Regions from separate parts of the Homo sapiens genome. Here region 2 is linked to region 1. A link is a contact called in ENCODE POLR2A ChIA-PET data. All regions are on one chromosome and are shown on one strand. Each heading gives the region's core, a stretch centred on a gene start or an enhancer-like site at or near the end of the contact. The rest is flanking DNA. Distances are from core to core; before and after follow the strand shown.

Evidence for each region. ChIA-PET counts read pairs that join two places held with the same protein, here RNA polymerase II (POLR2A).
Region 2: POLR2A ChIA-PET joins it to region 1 with 15 read pairs in BJ. The contact joins two enhancer-like sites. POLR2A ChIA-PET finds 5 or more read pairs at or near these places in 3 of 52 experiments (BJ, GM10248 and activated T-cell).

Annotation. Positions count from the first base shown.
Region 1 is chr10:102,627,493-102,632,068 of GRCh38, forward strand. SUFU (SUFU negative regulator of hedgehog signaling) reads left to right here. Exons shown (of 12, transcript NM_016169.4): 12 at 2,574-4,576. The coding sequence ends at 2,663. Among named protein-coding and RNA genes, the nearest start is that of TRIM8-DT, 13 kb to the right of the region's middle. RefSeq lists enhancers at 967-1,509, 2,120-2,414, 4,068-4,576. Within about 2 kb of position 1,344, at least 26 of the 41 ENCODE cell types and tissues checked have a DNase peak (open chromatin) inside an H3K27ac peak, as active enhancers do.
Region 2 is chr10:102,769,535-102,774,110 of GRCh38, forward strand. The region is part of intron 1 of WBP1L (WW domain binding protein 1 like); the gene reads left to right. Among named protein-coding and RNA genes, the nearest start is that of WBP1L, 28 kb to the left of the region's middle. Within about 2 kb of position 2,760, at least 5 of the 41 ENCODE cell types and tissues checked have a DNase peak (open chromatin) inside an H3K27ac peak, as active enhancers do.

The DNA.
Region 1 (4,576 bases), core at 94-2,593:
ACACCCAGCAAATCGTCTGAATTGCCAGCTCCTGAGAGCCTCATTGAAGAGGAAGCCAGGGCCTTCAGGCTAGTACGAGTTCTCCCCAGCCCCTGCTGTTCCCTGGCAGATTCTGAACAGAACGCCCATGTCTGTTGCCAGAGAACATTCCGCTGGGGAGTTCTGGTGGGCAGCAAGGGACTCCTGCTCTCGCCTCGGGCCACCCAGGAGCCACTCTCCCTTCTTCGTCCTCCAGCCATGAGCTGTGCCTCTTAGTCTCCCTCTTCCAGCCCTGGCTCAGAGCTGGAGGAGCTGGCAGGCCAGCTGTGGCTGTGCCTTCTTTAGCTGCTCCTCTGGGGTAGAGGAATGGAGTCCATAATCCCCTTTGTTTTTTCTCCCTTGTTCCCGGCATCCTTATTTGCGAGGGCTTACCTCATCCTGGAAAATCCCTTCCCCTCCCCCGCTCCTGCCCGCAGCACCCCAGTGGGATGGGAGCTTTCCTGGCCCCAGTGCCCCATGGGTTAGTGAACTCTAGCAGGCTGGCCGGGCCTCTGGAGAGCTCTCCTGGGCCCTGCCCTGCCTGTGGCAGAGGCAGACCCTTCCCTTGTCCTGTCTGCCAGGAAATGTGCTTGGGGGAGAACTCCTTCGCCTCCCAGGGGCCAGGCTTTCTACCAAGAGGGAGGCCAGGCGGGAGCTAGGTTCCAGCCAGGGCTGGAGCTTCCAGCTTCCAGGGCTCCCTGGGCTGCAACAGCCAGGACACAGGCCTCTGGTGTTTAGGAAGCTGAGGGGAGTGCACAGGGCGGGACCGTCCAGTCCAGGTCTCCAGTTGGACAGGAACTCCCCAGAGCCAGGGTCACCTCAATAGAGCAGGGTCTCCTCTGTCCTCTGGGATGCAGCTTGAGAAATTTGTTCATTTATATATTCCAAAGCCATCAAGCACCCAGTCCATGCCAGCCAATCAACCCCCACAAGTCACTGGTCCCTGAGTCCCAGCTCCCCATTCAGTCAGACCAGAGCCAGCTGCCCAGAAGCGCTTCCGGAGAGGCCTTGTCGCACTGGGATGGCGCTGTGCCAGGCTGCTGCTTTGAGCTTGGGGGTAGGAGGGGGACAGTCCAGGCAAGAGGGACAGAAGCCTGGGGGAGCAGAGGAAAGTAGGTCACTAAAAATGACTTTTTTCTTTTTTTCCTTTTCTGTCCAGAGGCTGTCCCTACACCCTGCCTCACTCGCCACTTTGGTCCTGGCAGAGACAGTCCCCCAGCAGAGGGAGCGAAGAGGGAGGCAGCCAGGAAGGGTCAGGCTCGTCTGCCTCCAGCCCCAGACCGAGGCAGGCTGAGAACACTGTTCTCTCCTTTCCACCCTGCCCTGACTTCCGGCCTAGCCAAATTAGAAAAGACAGACCCTGGGCCGGGCGCAGTGACTCATGTCTGTAATCCCAGCACTTTGGGAGGCCGAGGCAGGTGGATCACCTGAGGTCGGGAATTTGAGACCAGCCTGACCAACATGGAGAAAACCCATCTCTACTAATAATACAATAATTAGCCGGGCTTGGTGGTGCATGCCTGTAATCTCAGCTACTCGGGAGGCTGAGGCACGAGAATCGCTTGAACCCGGGAAGCAAAAGTTGCAGTGAGCCGAGATCGCGCCATTGCACTCCAGCCTGGGCAACAAGAGCGAAACTCCGTCTCAAAAGAAAAAGAAAAGACAGACCCTGTGTCTAAGTTCCGGTATCAGTCCCAGGCAGTGAGCATTTATTGAGCTCCATCTGTGTGCCAGACTGCATGCAAAGTTCTACAGTAAAGAGGGAATAAGAGGCATCAGCCTCTTCCCCTTCCCCTACCAGAAACTCCCAGGTGAATGGGAGAAACAGAACTGTAGGCAAATCAGTGTATCCTGGGATGGGGTGGGAGACATTTGGCTCTCCTTGGCCACCACTGGGACCACTCTGAGGCTGGTAACCCTGGGAAGTGGTGCGAATGAATACAGGGAGCAGGGTGGGGATTGGCCCCTCTCAGGCCCAAGGGATCACCTCAAACCACACTTGTCCCACTCTTCTGCTCCCACCAAGGCCGCAAGTGTGGTTCTGACTTTGGGGCCGAACTGGGGCCTCCTTCCCTTTGGAGCCTTTGGCCAAGTATACAGAGGACAGGTTCCAGGGTTCTTCCTGCACTAGCCTCTGAAAGAGAGGCCATGGCAGTGACAGAGCTCAGGCCACTTCCCCATAGCCTCCAGACCCTCCCCCAGCCCCCATCCTCCAGCCCCAGGGCCTCAGGGAGCAGATTCTTTACATGCCTGTGGCCAGAGGCAGAACCAAGGAAGTGAGCAAGAGGGAGGTCAGCTTAGTGGAGAAAGGAGGAGAAAACGCCCTCCTCCAACCTGCCTCATTATTGACAGGCCGTGGGGAAAGAAGGGGTCACCAACTCCAGCCGTTTGAGCCCAGCCTGCCACCTGGGTCTAGCATTTGAGAATGAAGCCACGCCTCCCGCGGCCTGTCCTATCCCTAGCTCCCCGGGGACAGGCCTGGGCAATCTCTGGAAAGACCACGGTGTATTCTGCTAACCACTCACACTCCTGGTCTGTGCTTGCTCCCTCCACAGTTCAAACTTCCCAAAGAGTACAGCTGGCCTGAAAAGAAGCTGAAGGTCTCCATCCTGCCTGACGTGGTGTTCGACAGTCCGCTACACTAGCCTGGGCTGGGCCCTGCAGTGGCCAGCAGGGAGCCCAGCTGCTCCCCAGTGACTTCCAGTGTAACAGTTGTGTCAACGAGATCTCCACAAATAAAAGGACAAGTGTGAGGAAGACTGCGCAGTGCCACCCCGCAGCCCAGTGGGGTGCCATGCACAGGCCACAGGCCCTCCACCTCACCTCCAGCTCAGGGGCCGCACCCCGCCGCTGGCTAAGCCTTGTGACCCATCAGGCCAGTGAGTGGGCAAATGCGGACCCTCCCTGCCTGCAGCCTGCACAGATTCTGGTTTGAGGTTTGACTCTGGACCCTGGCTGTGCCCCTAGGTGGAGACAGCCCTCTTTCTCACCTACCCCCTGCCGCACAGCCCAGCAGGAGGGAGGCGGACAGCCAGATGCAGAGCGAGTGGATGCACTTCCCAGCTCATCTCTGGAAGCCTTTGCTACTCAAGCTCCTCTGGCCGCGGAACAATTCCTCTGATCATGTTTGGTTTTCTTCTTCCTTATTTTATTTTGTAGAAACCGGGTGGTATTTTATTGCTCTGCAAAGATGTCCAGAAGCCATGTATATAATGTTTTTTAAACAGAACTTCATTCCCCGTTGAACTTTCGCATTCTCTGACAGAGGCCTAGGGCTGTATCTCTCCCTGGGCTGCCACCAGAGAAGGTGCTTGGTGTTCGCCTGCCAGCCCAGAGCCCTGGAGGAGCCGGCTGCACAGAGAGGCTTTTCTTCCCAGCTGGGCCTGGTGGAGCCCGGGGCAGGGGGAGAGTAGAGACACTCCCTTGTGCAGCTTTGAGCCTAGTTTAGCTGGGGCCAGGGAGGGGTGCTACTGTTTTCCAAGTGAATGGGTCTCAAAGACTTGGTGACCCCAGCCTCATCTTCTAGGCCTTTTCCACCCAACCAGGCCTACCTGGGAGAGGGTGAGGTTCAGCACATCACACACCATCCCCACTGTCATTCAGGGCCTGGGTCTCCAGCTCTGTAACCAGTCCTGTCCCATTTCCTCAGTCCCTGGGCCTCCCAGCCTTCAGGCTGTAGGGCTGCCTTACTAAAATTGAAAAATCCACCTCTTAACATCTCTTTCACTTTGGTTTTGCTAACACTGCTCTCTGCTGCCCTCCCATCCTCCCTGTATCCATTCATGCCCTATCTTTCATTCTCCACTCCTAATCCCTCTCCTTTCTGGCATCCTGGCCTCTCGTGGTCCTCAGCCCCTCACCCCCAGTACTGCAGATCTCACAGTTTGCCTTCCAGAAGCCAGCCTATCTCTAGCCCATGGTTTTGGAGTTCCTCTCGGGTTATCTCCCACGCCTGACCTGGAACCAGCAAGCCCCTTTCCTGCCTTCTTACCCCCAACTCTAGGGATGGGACTGTTACAATACTTCAAGATCACTCTTTACACCTCTTCAAAGCAAAGTCATGACAATGCAGGGCTCCTCATTGCTCCCATCTGCCTCTGCTGCACACACAGGCACCAGCAGGGATGCCACAGGAGTGCCCACAGGGTGCAGGACTCCACTGATGAGAGATCCAGCCAAAGAGCTGCCCCCAGGGGTATGAGGGCACCAGCTGGGTTCTCCAGGGAGCAGGAGTTGGACCTCCATGGAGCCACTAGGCCTGGCCTCCTCTACACATCCCCAGGGCTATCTGGTTAATTCCATCAAGCTCAGAGTTAAAAGGCATATCAGCCTGGAGTATTTGGGAGAGACTGGCTGCAGATCCCCGCCAGCCAAGATGCAAGCCACTCGGGACCTGATGTCGGCAGCTGTGCCTCTACTGCCCTGAGGACTTACCAGAGGGAGCCCTACTGGCCTTCCCCCACCACAGCAGCCCTGCCTGTGAAGCTCTTGTTTCTGACATTTCACAGGCAGAGAGGTGCCATCAGTTCGCCTCCATTCCTTGCCACCATGACCAGCC
Region 2 (4,576 bases), core at 1,510-4,009, 140 kb after region 1:
ACATCTTTGTTATCCCCACAGCACATCCTGGGTGGACTGGATGCAACTGTAAATATCAGGTCACAAGTAAGGGGGAAGTGACGATTAATATCAAAATCCTATCTGCATATGTGTCCAAGCCATTTTGGAGTCATACAGACCTGGTTGAGATTCTGGCTGCACTGCCTATTAGGTGTGTGTCCTTGAACGAGTTACCTAACGTCACTGTGTAAAATATGAGATGTCACCATCTGTTGGAATCTTCCCTCTCTGAAATACATGATTTGATGTTTAGCAAAGGATTACATACTGCAGTTAAGAACCGTTTACCTAACTCTCTTTCCTGAAAGACTCAGTAGTAGGAAAGCACCATGGGTTTTTATAGATACCTTGTGGAAGAGATAAGCTCTGTGACTTGTAAAACGCCTTGTCCTGCCCAGAAGCAGGAGAGGTGTGTGTTTTCTTGCCTCAGCAGGCCTGCTACATGCCTGCCTTTGTCCAGCCCCAGGACATAGATAAAGCTAGTGTTCTTGGTTTCTAGCAGTTAAGCAACCTATAGTGTTTCTGCCTGGCAGAGTTCTGGGTTTGGGATTTATCCCCTTGCATTCCCCAAAATTATTACTTCAGGATTCTTTTGTTAATGCCTAGCCTCACACCCATGACATGAAGATGTCTCAGTTTAACTTTTGTTGTGACACTCATGTTGGTTTGAGGTTTGAGTTAGTATTCATTCTCTCCTTTCTTGAGTTAGAACTCTGAGGCATTTAAATGGGTGCGTGCCCAAACCGGAGAAAGATAAGAAAGATCTCTTATCTTAGACATTCTGTGTCTGCCCAGCAGCCTCTGCTCAAAGCTCCTGGAAATAAAATGGCCTTACGCCTGGAGATTATCTCCTACCCTAGAAGCCTGGCAGTTACTGTCCTGTTCTGACAAACTCTCTTTCTTCAGATCCCTTGATTGTAAAATAAGATACCCCTAGACCTTCAGCCCTAGTCGCCGTCAGCCTCAGTTGACCAGATGGCAAAGGTGTGGGAACAGCTCACCAGGTTCCCAAGAGCCATGTCCTAGGAAGGTCTCCAGCCTATTCCTTGTGTGTGGATCTGTTGTGCATTAGGAACAGATGAGAACTTTAGGGCTTTCCCAGTCTTTGACCTCATAGAACCTTGCTTTCCAAAGTGGGTCAGAAGGACCCTAGGACCCTGACTTCACACTCCAGAACACCACCATCATATCCAGTGTGCATGGCAGTCTCATAAACAGGGTTCCAGAGCGCTGACCAGGGACCTGCCTGTCTGCTTAACATTCACCTGACCCTCAGTTCTGGTTTTTGCTGTTTGTTTTTTCCTTGTTTGTAACTTCTGATATTCTAATAGCTGACGCCTGTGTGTTCATAAAGGAAAGAGCCTGTGGAGCCAGAGTCTTCACTCAAATCCTTGCTGTCTCACAGCCAGCTGTGTGACCTTGGGCAAGTTACATAAACCCCATTTGCCTCCATTTCTGTAACTGAGTAATAGGGATGGTAATAGCCACATCATAGGGTTGTTGTGGCTGTGAGATACTTAGCATGGAGTCTGGCTCATGGTCAGGGTTGAACAAATGATTATCTCTCCCCTACCCCACCCCAGAATTTAAAGATTATAAATATATAGACTGCCTACAAAAATGTTGCCAAAAGATACTTAAACAAATTTTCTACAGTAAAAGAATGAATTCAGGTAGCTGTGAGCATGTATGTTTTTGCAGTATGTCTTAAATTAATCCGGTACGGCACAGTGGTTCGTGCCTGTGATGTCAGCATTTGAGGATGCTGAGGTGGGAAGATTGCTTGAGGCCAGGGATTCGAGACCAGCTTGGGTAACATAGCAAGACTCCCTATTTAAAATAAAATTTTAGGGAGGCACGGTGGCTCAGTCCTGATGTCCTGGCTCATAAGGAGGCGAGGTGAAGCGTTCGAGACCAGCCTGGGCAACATAGGAAGCCCTCATCTATAATGACAGAAAAAATTTTAAATAAAAATTTAAAAAGTTAATCTGAGGCCAGACATGGTGGCTCATGCCTGTAATCCCAGCACTTTGGTTGAGGTCAGGAGTTCGAGACCAGCCTGGCCAACATGGTGAAACCCCATCTCTAATAAAAAGACAAAAATTAGCTGGGAGTGGTGGCGCACACTTGTAGTCCCAGCTACTTGGGAGTCTGAGGCAGGGGGATCGCTTGAACCTGGGAGGCAGAGGTTGCAGTGAGCCAAGATCGTGCCACCACACTCCAGCCTGGTTGACAGAGTGAGACTCTGTCTCAAGAAAAAAAAAAAAAAGTTAATCTGAATCCAAAGGGTAGTATTTCCAGCAGTACTATCTCTGGGGGTTCTCTGAATTGCAGAGGAGGAGACTGCCTCGGTAGAAGGATATCTCAGATGCTGCTTGGGGCCATAAGTAGTTGTTAATCTGCAACATTTTTTTTTTTTTCTTGAGACGGAGTCTCGCTCTGTCGCCCAGGCTGGAGTGCAGTGGCACAATCTCAGCTCACTGCAAGCTCTGCCTCCCGGGTTCACTCCATTCTCCTGCCTCAGCTCCCAAGTAGCTGGAACTACAGGCGCCCGCCACCACGCTGGTTAATTTTTTGTATTTTTAGTAGAGACGGGGTTTCACCATGTTAGCCAGGATGGTCTTGATCTCCCGACTTCGTGATCCACCCGCCTCTGCCTCCTAAAGTGCTGGGATTACAAGCGTAAGCCACTGCGCCCGGCCTTTTTTTTTTTTTTTTTTTTTTTGAGACAGTCTCGCTCTGTCGCCCAGGCTGGAGTGCAGTGGCATGATCTCAGCTCACTGCAGCCTCCATCTCCCAGGTTCAAGTGATTCTCCTGCTTCAGTCTCTCAAGTAGCTGGGACTACAGGTATGTGTCACCATGCTTAGCTAATTTTTCTATTTTTAGTAGAGATGGGGTTTCCCCATGTCGGTCAGGCTGGTCTGGAACTCCTGACCTCAGGTGATCTGCCTGCCTTGGCCTCCCAAAGTGCTGGGATTACAAGCATGAGCCATGCCCGGCCCTTTTTTTTTTTTTTTTTTTTTTTTTTTTTGAGACAGAGTCTCGTTCTGTCGCTCAGGCTGGAGTGCAGTGGTGTGATCTTGGCTCACTGCAACCTCTCCCTCCTGGGCTCAAGTGTCCCTCCCACCTCAGCTTCCCGAGTAGCTGAGACAACAGGCATGTGCCACCATGCCCAGCTAATTTTTGTATTTTCTGTAGAGATGGGGTTTTGCCATGTTGCCCAAGCTGGTTTTGAACTCCTGGGCTCAAGCAATCTGCCCACCTCAGCCTCCCAAAGTACTAGGATTACAGGCGTGAGCCATGGTGCCCAGCCAACCTGCAACATTTTGACAACATAATCCTGCTTAATTCTAATTTAGTATGACTTCCTTTTTTTTTTTTTTTTTAAGTTGGTGAATTCAGCATTGAATTTAATTCTGCATTGGCAGGCGGATGACTAAAGTCATTTGAAGAAGGATTTACCCTACCTTTGGCTCATCATGTATGAGGCTGGATCACGTACATAGGAGAACCCATTTTTTCAGGCTAGCAGAAATTGTTAATGATCATCTTGCTTTTCAAATGGCAAAGCTGACTCCTTTGTCACTAGGTTGTAGTAATATTTGTATAACATGGCAGAAAGTGAACTCACTTTCCTGGGAATGCCTGAATTTGCCAACTCAATCTCTTTTTCTCCTCACCCCTCAGATATCAGCGCTTAGTGAACGTTAGTGAGGGGCTGTAGGCAAGAAGTTGATAGAAAGAAGCTGTTGTCAGCAGTCACTTTTTTAGAATATATTGTATTGTACTAGGTGTAATGCCTTGGGTTAAATGCTGCCTTGCACACAAGAATTTATAATCTGTGAGAAGATAAAAATAGACGAATGCTGATTAGAAACACTGTCTTGGGTAGCATCATAAAAGGATGATTCATTAGGAAATCAGGAAGTCTATAATGCAATTTTGATCATTTAGGTTGTATTTTTACAAGTTTTTTTTTGGATTTCTAGTAATTTTGTTGCAATTCCACTTCTGAGATCATCACTGATGAATATTATTTAGAATTATGGGGCCAAGCTTAGTGGCTCATGCCTGTAATCTTAACACTTTGAAAGGCTGAGGCAGGAGGATCACTTGAGGACAAGAGTTCAAGCCTGGACAACATAGTGAGACCCTGTCTCTACAAAAAATAAAAATTAAAAAAACTTAGCTGAGTGTGGTGGCGTGGTGGCGTGTGCCTGTAGTGCCAGCTTTTTGGGAGGATGAGGCAGGAGGATCACTTGAGCCTAGGGTGACAGAACAAAACCCTATCTCTTAAAAAAACAAAACAAAAAAAAAAAAGGAAGGAAGAAAAATATGGAACACTTCATAGCCCATTAGAGCAAGGTTTATTGTGTGTTTTGGTCATAGTGGCATCCCCAGTGCCTAAAACAATGCCTGGCACACTGTAGGCATTCAGTGAGCGTGGAGTGAGTGAATGAATGGTACACTTATGCCATGGCACTCTTTCTGGAGAATTTCAGGTGCCAGTCTGTCTTGTTAGATCAGTGCAGATTACATTGCCCATGAGGGGAT